Regions from separate parts of the Mus musculus genome. Here region 1 is linked to region 2. A link is a contact called in ENCODE POLR2A ChIA-PET data. All regions are on one chromosome and are shown on one strand. The core of a region is the stretch at or near the end of the contact, and the rest is flanking DNA. Distances in the headings are between cores, read along the strand shown.

Region 1 (4,610 bases), core at 1,280-3,779, 200 kb after region 2:
GACCTGTGAGGGAAGCCTTTGTCTGCTCTTCCTTTCCCTCAGGGACACCTTGGTAAGCTAGGCACTTCTCTGAGATGCAGGAGGGACTAAAGAGAATGAGGTACCAGGTTTCCAGCAAAACAAACAAACATCTGTTCCAAGGGCCTTCTCACAGTCCCTTTGAGGAAGGCTCATGGGTTCTGGGTATCCACTCAGAAGCAAGGTTTTGGGACTTCCCTCCAGCCTGGGTGGGTGGAGGCCCTGATCCTGCCAGCATCTCTCACAGGCTGCCTTTGCTGTTCTTTGTCTCCATAGTCAACCCCTCCCCATATGGCCTCCCTCATCCAAACTCTGATGCTTTTTCCATACTTACTCAAGTACACCCCTCCCCCACTGGGGGCCCGCTCCAGTTTCCAGCATCCTGCAGGTGTGTGTCCCTTTGAGGGACTCCAGAGGGGAGAAAGCCAGCCAGTGAGACATCATGGCTAATGTAAGGAATGGCAGGCTCTCTAGCCTTTCTCTAGGGCATGGGGTGGAACTATGGGTGCACCCAAAAGATGTCTTCTTTCAATGGAGCCATCACTGGGCAGAACCTAGCCAGTTCTCCCCACCTTCCATTCAGAGACCCTCAGAAGCAAGCATGTCTGCACACAATGGGACCCAGCCTTGCCTGAGGACAGCAGGAGACTCTTGTTAATGTGACTCTGGCTTGTCCCTCTGGGGGGGATGTCTCCCTAACAGCATGTTAGGAAATCATGAAATCAGCTGAGCCCATCTTTCCTAAAGAGAAAGGTCTCTCTCTGGGTTTGATTCGCAGCACCACACAGCGCTTCACAATCATCTGTAATCCTAGTTCTGTGAGATCCTACCGTCTCTTCTGGCCTCTGTGATCCATGGACATTCAAATAGAGAAAACACTTCAATCTTTTTAAAAAATTTAAAAGAAGCCGAGAGGTGATGGTGCACACCTTTAATCCTAACACTTGGGAGGCAGAGGCACCCAGGCCAGCCTAGGCTACAGAGAGAATTCCAGGACAGCCAAGAGTACACAGGAAACCCGGTCACCACTGCTTAGCGCTTAGCAAAACTGAAACCAAGAAGGGAGACTGGTACTCAGGATATACCACACATCACCAATTGGCAGGACAGATTGGGACTTAACACTTGGCCTCTGGAAGCTGTCTACCAGCTGTGTCCAGGACAGTACTCACAAAAGGGTCAGCTCTTTATATCTACAACCCCTCCTGACAAGACCCTCCCTGGCTGCCCTACTGTGGCCTTTCTCTAAGCGAATGTAGAAGAGGGCTCCTGCGGCTGAGAAAAAAAGGGAGGGGGGAGAACATTTAATTGGGAGATGGAGATTGAAACTGTAGCCCGATCGGACACCCCTGACACCGCAATCCCGGGTTAGGGTCAAGTTGGCTCAGAGATGACTAGCCCGGGACGGAGTGAGGGACTAAGCCTCAAGTTGGGATCCCCAGCCTGTTAAGAGAATGCACTCGGGGCTTGGGAGGAACAGCTCCCTCCAAGGAAAGACCGCCTTGGTCTGGTCAAAACCTTGCGGTCGGTCCTGCCGCTTTGTTTGAGCCCTACCTGCAGAGCCACGTACCTCCTGAGCCCCACCCGCCTGAGAGCCCGAACAGCACGCTGGACGAGGCCCCGCCCACTTCCAGCTGGGTGGACCCGCCGCGGGACCCGCCTCCTTTCCCCGCAGCCTCTTTCGGCGGCGATTGACTATCTGCCGAGCGCGTGCCCGCCTACCGCGAAACTTGATTGGTGCCTGGAGAGAGAGGTAGGCGAAGGGAAGCTGATTATGGAGCGCTCCCTCCCTCCTACCCGCCCCAATAGGAAAGTCACGTGGCGCTTCACTCCGGGCCAGTCACCACCGCACTTGTAAAAGCTTTCTTAAAGAGCTCGCGTTCCCTTACCCAGGGTTGGTCCTTTCAGAATTCCTCCACTTCTGCCTGCGATTTGCGAGAGCGGTCCTTGAACACCCCCCCCCCAACCCAAGTCACCTATTCCCTCAGCAGACCCTCCAACTCAGGTCTGGAACCTATGGCCATCAAGGGTTGGGATGATGCGGTCATCTGAAACTAAGACCGCCTAACACAGAGCACGACACGTAGTAGGAATTCAGTTTCCATTTGTTGAATGAACGCTATCAGAGAATGAATGAGGATAACAGACAAGAGGAGGGAAGACTGGCTCTGGGTGACCGCCCCCTGCCCCCAATCCTGAAGAAATTCTGCTTCTGTAAATGTTAGGTGGGGTCCCAGTGCAGCCTTTCTGCAAGGCACAGATGTAGGCGCTCAGCCAGAGATCTGCGAGGCCGCCTTGGCTCGCCCCTGGGCAGGTGGTAGCCAGGTCCCGGCTAGGCGGGCCCGTAGGAGCCGGCCGAGGGCGCTCCCGCGCCGCTTGCGGGGGAGGGGCTGCGGAGGCGCGGTGCCTTTAAGCCCAGGCGCCGGCCTCACGGCCCCGCCTCCCGGAGGACGCCCGGGCGCGCGGCCGCCGGAGCCGCGGTTTAATTGGGGCTGTCAGGCCGCGGCACGCGCGGAGGGCCGGCCGGGCGGGACTGAGGCCGGAGGCTGGGAGGCCGGGGCGGCGGGCGCGCGGCTCGGCGGGAGGCGGGCGCCCGGAGACGCGGCTGGGGCCAGCGCGGCCGGGGCGCCGTCCCAGGGCTGGGTTGCCCGGCCCCGGCCCCGGCCCCGGGATCCCCATGAAAAACCAGCTCCGCGGGCCCCCAGTGCGGGCGCACATGTCGACTTCGGGGGCGGCGGCGGCGGCGGCGGCTGGGGGCACTCGGGCGGGGTCGGAGCCCGGTGCGGGATCTGGGTCCGGCGCAGGCATCGGAGCGGGAGCGACGACGGGAGCGGGGGCCATGCCCTGCAAGAGCGCCGAGTGGCTGCAGGAGGAGCTGGAGGCGCGCGGTGGCGCGTCCCTGCTGCTGCTAGATTGCCGGCCGCACGAGCTCTTCGAATCGTCGCACATTGAGACGGCCATCAACCTGGCCATCCCGGGTCTCATGCTGCGCCGCCTGCGCAAAGGCAACCTGCCCATCCGCTCCATCATTCCCAACCATGCCGACAAGGAGCGCTTCGCCACGCGCTGCAAGGCGGCCACCGTGCTGCTCTACGACGAGGCCACGGCGGAGTGGCAGCCCGAGCCCGGCGCCCCCGCCTCCGTTCTCGGCCTGCTCCTGCAGAAGCTGCGAGACGACGGCTGCCAGGCCTACTACCTCCAAGGTGAGGACAGAACCTAGACCCCAGGCGGTATTGGGGCTGCGCCTCTGCTCCCTGGCGCCCTCGCTGCAGGCTGTTTCCTTTCCACTCGCTTGGCCAGGCCGGGCGCCACGTCGCCCCTGGTCCGAATCCGCCCTTCTGGGAGCCATCCCCTAAGGTGTGGATTTAGCCAGGCACAGGGAACCCGATCTGTGTTCTCTTTCTCAGCACCGTTCAGTGGCTGAAACAAACTTTCCCTTTCCTATTTAATTTTTTTCTCTGTGGATGGGTAGACAACAGCGCACAGGCTCCAGTTGAGCTCGGAGGAAGGGAGAGATCGGTACTGGAACCCAGAAAAGAGCAGGGCCCACAGGAATTTATGTCATTAGGAAGATAGGATCGGGAAGGTACCTTTTTCAGTATCACCCACCCTCCAGTGCATGGGCCCGTTTATGATGGTTTCTCTGGGATCCCACTATGGCCCCTATCAATCAGAATCACGGCTTGGAGGCACTTCTGCAGATGTGTGGGCAGTGGCCCAGGTGTGAGTGTGTGTGTGTGTTGGGGAATGGGGAATGGGCCTCAGTTCGCTGCCCCTGAGTTTATGGAAGGGGGAGACAGGCAGCTTGCCTGCGGGCCAGGGGGTGAGGGGAGCTATTGGCTGCAGCCGGTGTTTCCAATTAACATTCCAAAATGGCCTCTTGCTGGCAGCAGACAGGCTGGGAGGGGAGGGGAGTCCTGCGGCACCCTCGGGTGCCGCAGGGCCATGTCTAGCTTCATGGTGTTCCTTGTCTCTCCTGTCCTTGTCTAGCCCCCGTGGCCCCTCTCTTTGAGTCACATGCAGTGTGTCGGGTGCTTGTCCAGGGAAGGTGAATCGCTAGTACCCGGTTCCCCTCTTGCTGGGGAAAGGGACTTCACACCACCCTCCCCAAGTGTGGTTGCTTGGACTCTGCCTCTGACAGGCCCATAGGTGTTCTGGCTCCTCTCTCTTTGGAATAGGGGTTTGCTGACCTACAGGTGCTGGCCTGCGATGGGTTTGTTGGCCTTTCTTTGCCCATTGGCCACTACTGAGCAAGCACTCAGGTGTGTTGATGTATGTGGGAGGTATGGAAGAGAAAGGAGCTGGTACTTGACCTCAGGTGCTCTATATCAAGCCATAGGGCCAGTATACTTTAACAGTTACAGAACCCACTCAAAGCCTCAGTTCCCTTAACTGTGAAGTGGTGATTTTTTAGATGGCCAGAACATGAGTGAGTCCGTGTGTGATGTATTAGGCATGGTCACATTGTCCTTTGACATGGACATGTTGTGTGAGTCCTGACCGTTAATAGTCTTTTGTGGCCCATTTGGACTCACCAGACACCCCACCACCCACCACCCCCAATCTTGCCCTGACCACAGGTGGTTTCAACA
Region 2 (4,564 bases), core at 1,872-4,371:
CACACACACACACACACACACACACCCTCTTTTAAAAGGCCTAAAGAAGCCACCTGACTCTAATTATCCCAAGGCTCTAAGGAAGCCCTGCTGGGCACTTTAGCTCAGAGTGTACCTCAATTAGAATTTGTAAGAAAAAAAAAATGGAGAGGTGGCACGTGTCTCTGGAGGCTGGACCTGGGCACCTGGGCAACAGGCCATGTGCTTAGTCCCTTTTCTGTTTTGTTTGCTTTTTAGATTTTTTTTTTAAGTAGTCTTATTATGGATCATAGATTGTTCTCCAGAGAGTCCTGTCTAGTTGCTGAGTGCTGGGATTCCGTGTGTATTCTACTACACCCAGTGCTGATCTTGGCTTGTTTCACCTTAAAAAAAAAAAAAAAAAAAAGTATTTATTTTATGTATGTGAGTACACTGTCAATGTCTTCAGACACACCAGAAGAGGGCATTGGATCCTGTTACAGATGGTTGTGAGTCACCATGAGGTTGCTGGGAATTGAACTCAGGACCTCTAGAAGAACAGTTGAGGCTCTTAACCCCTGATCCATCCTGTTTATGTCATCTTTAAAAGCAAAAACAAAGCCCACTCTACAGCCCTGGCTGGCTCCCACCTCCCTAGTATGAGAAGTGGGAGCCACCACACAAAACCTGGAGCGTTTTTTTTTTGTTTTGTTTTGTTTTCTTGGTTTTTGTTTTGTTTTGTTTTTTTAAGTGACACAGTCCACTCCTAACTCCAGCTTTCCCTCTGCCCTGGAACTAGCTAACCATTTTGGGTCACTTTCAAAGTCTATCCTTTAAGGCAGTGATAATACTGGACTAGAAGCCAGGCAAGCCCACTATAGCAGATCAGGGAGCCGAACCAGCAAGTGAATCCAAGTGACCATCGAAAAATATGAAAAAAATTACTTTTTTTTTTCCATTTTAAAAACAGGATGCGGGCTGGTGAGATGGCTCAGTGGGTAAGAGCACCCGACTGCTCTTCCAAAGGTCTGGAGTTCAAATCCCAGCAACCACATGGTGGCTAACAACCATCTGTAACGAGATCTGACTCCCTCTTCTGGAGTGTCTGAAGACAGCTACAGTGTACTTACATACAATAAATAAATAAATCTTTAAAAAAAAAAAAAAAAAAAAAACAGGATGCTAAATCTTGGGAGGGAGCTTTAACAGTGAAGTCTAAAGAAGGTACAGGGTATAGTTTTTTGTTTGTTTTAAACATTTATTTATTTTTACTATATGTAAGTACACTGTAGTTGTTTTCAGACACTCCAGAAGAGGGAGTCAGATCTCATTACGGATGGTTGTGAGCCACCATGTGGTTGCTGGGATTTGAACTTTGGACCTTCAGAAGAGCAGTTGGGTGCTCTTACCAACTGAGCCATCTCACCAGCCCCAGGGTATAGTTTTGAAAGATACCTTTCAAGGCTTTTTTTTTTTTTTTTTTTTTTGGTAGAGAACATTTTGGTAAATTAAGACTGTTGTTACAGTCAAATTTGTATGTTAAAACAGACCCCTCCAAACACACACACACACATACACTGGCATCTCCTGGGTATATTTGCTTCCCAAATGCTGATATAAAAGAACAGCTTTGCCCAGGAATTAGGAGTCAATTTACCCTTAATAACAGGTTCTACCTAGAAGAAATTACACAAATTTGTAGTCACAGAACAGCACCCCCCCAAAACAAATTCAGTATGTTGATCAATTATATTTGTGAAAATATCAAGTAGATGGGCCACACAGCAAAGCTGTATAGTAGGGAAATTATAGATTTCAGGTGATGTTACAGCCATCTTAGCTTTAGGGTGAATGAAGCTAAACTGAATGATGTCTCTCGAGAAATTTATTAGGAGAATGTTGGAAGTTAGAGTAAATGGCTATTTAAAGTCTAAAGCAAGGCCACCTTAGAAGGCTCAGAAGGTAAAAGCATGTGTGCACGCACTCACAGACACACACACACACTAGTTTTTAAAGAGGCCTAAAATAGTTCCAGATCCTTTGCCTACATTTGATGTCTCCACAATTGCGATGTTGTAGTCAGCCAGTCTGCAGGATCTTTATTGTAGATGCTCTTCAGAAAACTTCAGTTCCCACAGCAAGTCGGGCACATGGCACCAGATCTGTCCTTGCTATCTCAAGCTCCATAGCAGCCTGGATCACCTGGATCACCTAAACTCAAAGGCAATCACTGGGGATTGAGTGCAACCACCTGTGGAAGGTTTTTCTAGAACAGATTTGCAATTTGGAAAGTTGCCATCCATTCAGGTTTCACTCAAACTGGTTCCTTCCCTTCCTCACACCCCGGAACAGATTGTAGCCAGGAACTCTGCCCTTTGTCAGGAGACAACTGCAGTACAAACTTACAATCTTGTCGTTTTCCCTCAGCCAACCACTTCCAGTTCTATCTAGCTACCTTTTTTCTTTAACCTAAGAACCTGAGATGCAACCCCCCCGCACATTTTTCAAGAAGGCTCCATTTTTTTCTCGTGTTCCATTTCGTCGTTTGTCAACCCAGGTTATAAGGGACTCTGGTTGTCATGCCTTTGCAATCACCTGCCAGTGAGTGAAATGTCCCTTCCTAAGGTTCCCCCTCCTCCCGCACTAGAAGTTAGGGATCTTCATGCGCTTCGACTCTCATTAAATTTTAAAAGAAGTTCCAAGCTTCTGAAGTTTAATATAAACCCAGTTGAAAATGCCACTTAAAACTTCGTGCAAGTGTATGTTGTACATCACTCAACTAACAAATCGAAGCCTCCTGGCTCGGCCGTGCAGTGGTTAAGTCAGTCGGTGATGGGTTCACCTGATTCACACCCACACACGAGCAGGCCTCTCCGCCAGGTCCTGCGGCCTCAGAGACACCAGCGTCTCCCCGGGGCTTGAGAGCACCCACAAAGGCACTAGCCCCGAGGCGACCTCAAGTCCTGCCCTCGAGAGAGAGGGTTTAGATGCTCCACGCCCGCAGGTTCACACCCCAGAACCGCGGGCTCCAGCTCCGGGGCCTCAGCAACGGGAGGCCGCCCCGCTGACGTCATCGTCCCGCCCCCCCTCCCCCAGCTCGCGCCTCCGTTCCCTCCCCGCCCCCTTTCCCGGCGTCCGCCGCGACACAAGCTCCTCGCCCTCTGATTTTGCTTCTCCCTTCAAGATGGCGGACACAATGAGCCGGCGGAGCGCCGGTTGGCCCTGAATTGACTCCGGAGAAGAACGGTCAGCGAGGTCCCGTCGTCCGGGCGAGAGAGCGTCGCCTGAGGAAGAGGACGCGGCAGCCCCACTGTCAGCCGTCCTTCGGTTCGTCTCCAGCGCGGCGCCCGCACCGCCGGGGTTGGCCCTGAGCAGCCCGCCCGATCGCTCGCCTCTCGGCCCCGCCCCGGCCCTGCGCCGCCGCTGCCTTCAGCAGCAGCAGCCGCCGCCGCCATGAAGCTGACCGACAGCGTGCTCCGGAGCTTCCGCGTCGCCAAGGTGTTCCGCGAGAACTCAGACAAGATCAACTGCTTTGACTTTAGTCCCAATGGCGAGACGGTCATCTCTAGCAGCGATGATGACTCCATCGTGCTCTATGACTGCCAGGAGGGCAAGTGAGTGTGATAGTGGCCGAGTTCCAAGTGCCCCTCTCCTTCCCTCTGTCGCTGGTCCCCGACTGAGCCCCCACCCCCAACCCCAGGCATGTGGTGCAGGCGCTCTTGCCAGGGCCACCTCCATCCCGCAGTGCTGCAGGAGATCCTCTTTAAGATGATGATGGTTCTTAGTTCATGTGTCTTTGCTCTCTTCCGAGCGCGCTTTTCCCGCTTGCCAAACCCCACCTTGACCTTGACCTTTAAACGCCATGTCCCTGCACCCTGCAGCCGGACGGATAGCCCTTTCCACTCCCCTGGCGACTGTCAGAATGTGCGGGTGGACTCTGAGCTCGATGCAGAACGGCAGGAGCTGTGTTCTGTCCATCAGTGGCGTCCAGCTCTCTGCCTTCACAGCAGTGACCTGGATTCAGCCCTGGCACGGTGCCCGCCCCCTACCCCTCAGCTTCCCGCGCGGCTTTTCTGCAATCAAGCCCCGCGGGATGCAGTTTTTAAGCTGTCAGGATTTATCGATTGTGCCCATGTGAGCTTGCTGTCCTTTCCCAGTACCAATACCCAGGCTTACAGTTAACTTACTAAACAGACTCTTGGAAACTTTTCTTTGCCAGACTCCTGAGAACTTGGCCGCCCCATTCTGGTCAGAATGTGAGCTCTCTTTAAAACAAAGAAAGCATTCCGGAACAATTTAGTGTTTCCTTTTGCATTACAAAAAAAACCCAAGTTTGGCCGCTTAGCCAGTAATCTCAGCATTTGGGCGATAGAGGCAGTCAGACCCTGAGTTCTGGACTTCATAGCAGAGAGACCCTGACTCAAAACAGTTAAAAAACAAAAAACAATAACCGCCAGATTGTGGTTTGCTTATAGTTATCAAAGTTTTGGAATTCTGGAACTGGTTATGGAAATTATGTTAGTTGGAGAACTTGTGTATCTTTGCCGTTTTCATAGCCTGGGTGTGAGGAAGACATTGCCTGTCTCATCTCTGGAAGTTCAAATCC

The links. ChIA-PET counts read pairs that join two places held with the same protein, here RNA polymerase II (POLR2A).
Region 1: POLR2A ChIA-PET joins it to region 2 with 15 read pairs in embryonic stem cell. The contact joins the promoter of Dusp7 here to the promoter of Wdr82 in region 2. POLR2A ChIA-PET finds 5 or more read pairs at or near these places in 4 of 5 experiments (Patski and embryonic stem cell).

Annotation. Positions count from the first base shown.
Region 1 is chr9:106,366,103-106,370,712 of GRCm38, forward strand. It overlaps Dusp7 (dual specificity phosphatase 7), which reads left to right and starts at 2,530. Exons shown (of 3, transcript NM_153459.4): 1 at 2,530-3,221; 2 at 4,599-4,610. The coding sequence starts at 2,696.
Region 2 is chr9:106,167,808-106,172,371 of GRCm38, forward strand. It overlaps Wdr82 (WD repeat domain containing 82), which reads left to right and starts at 3,122. Exons shown (of 9, transcript NM_029896.1): 1 at 3,122-3,572. The coding sequence starts at 3,412.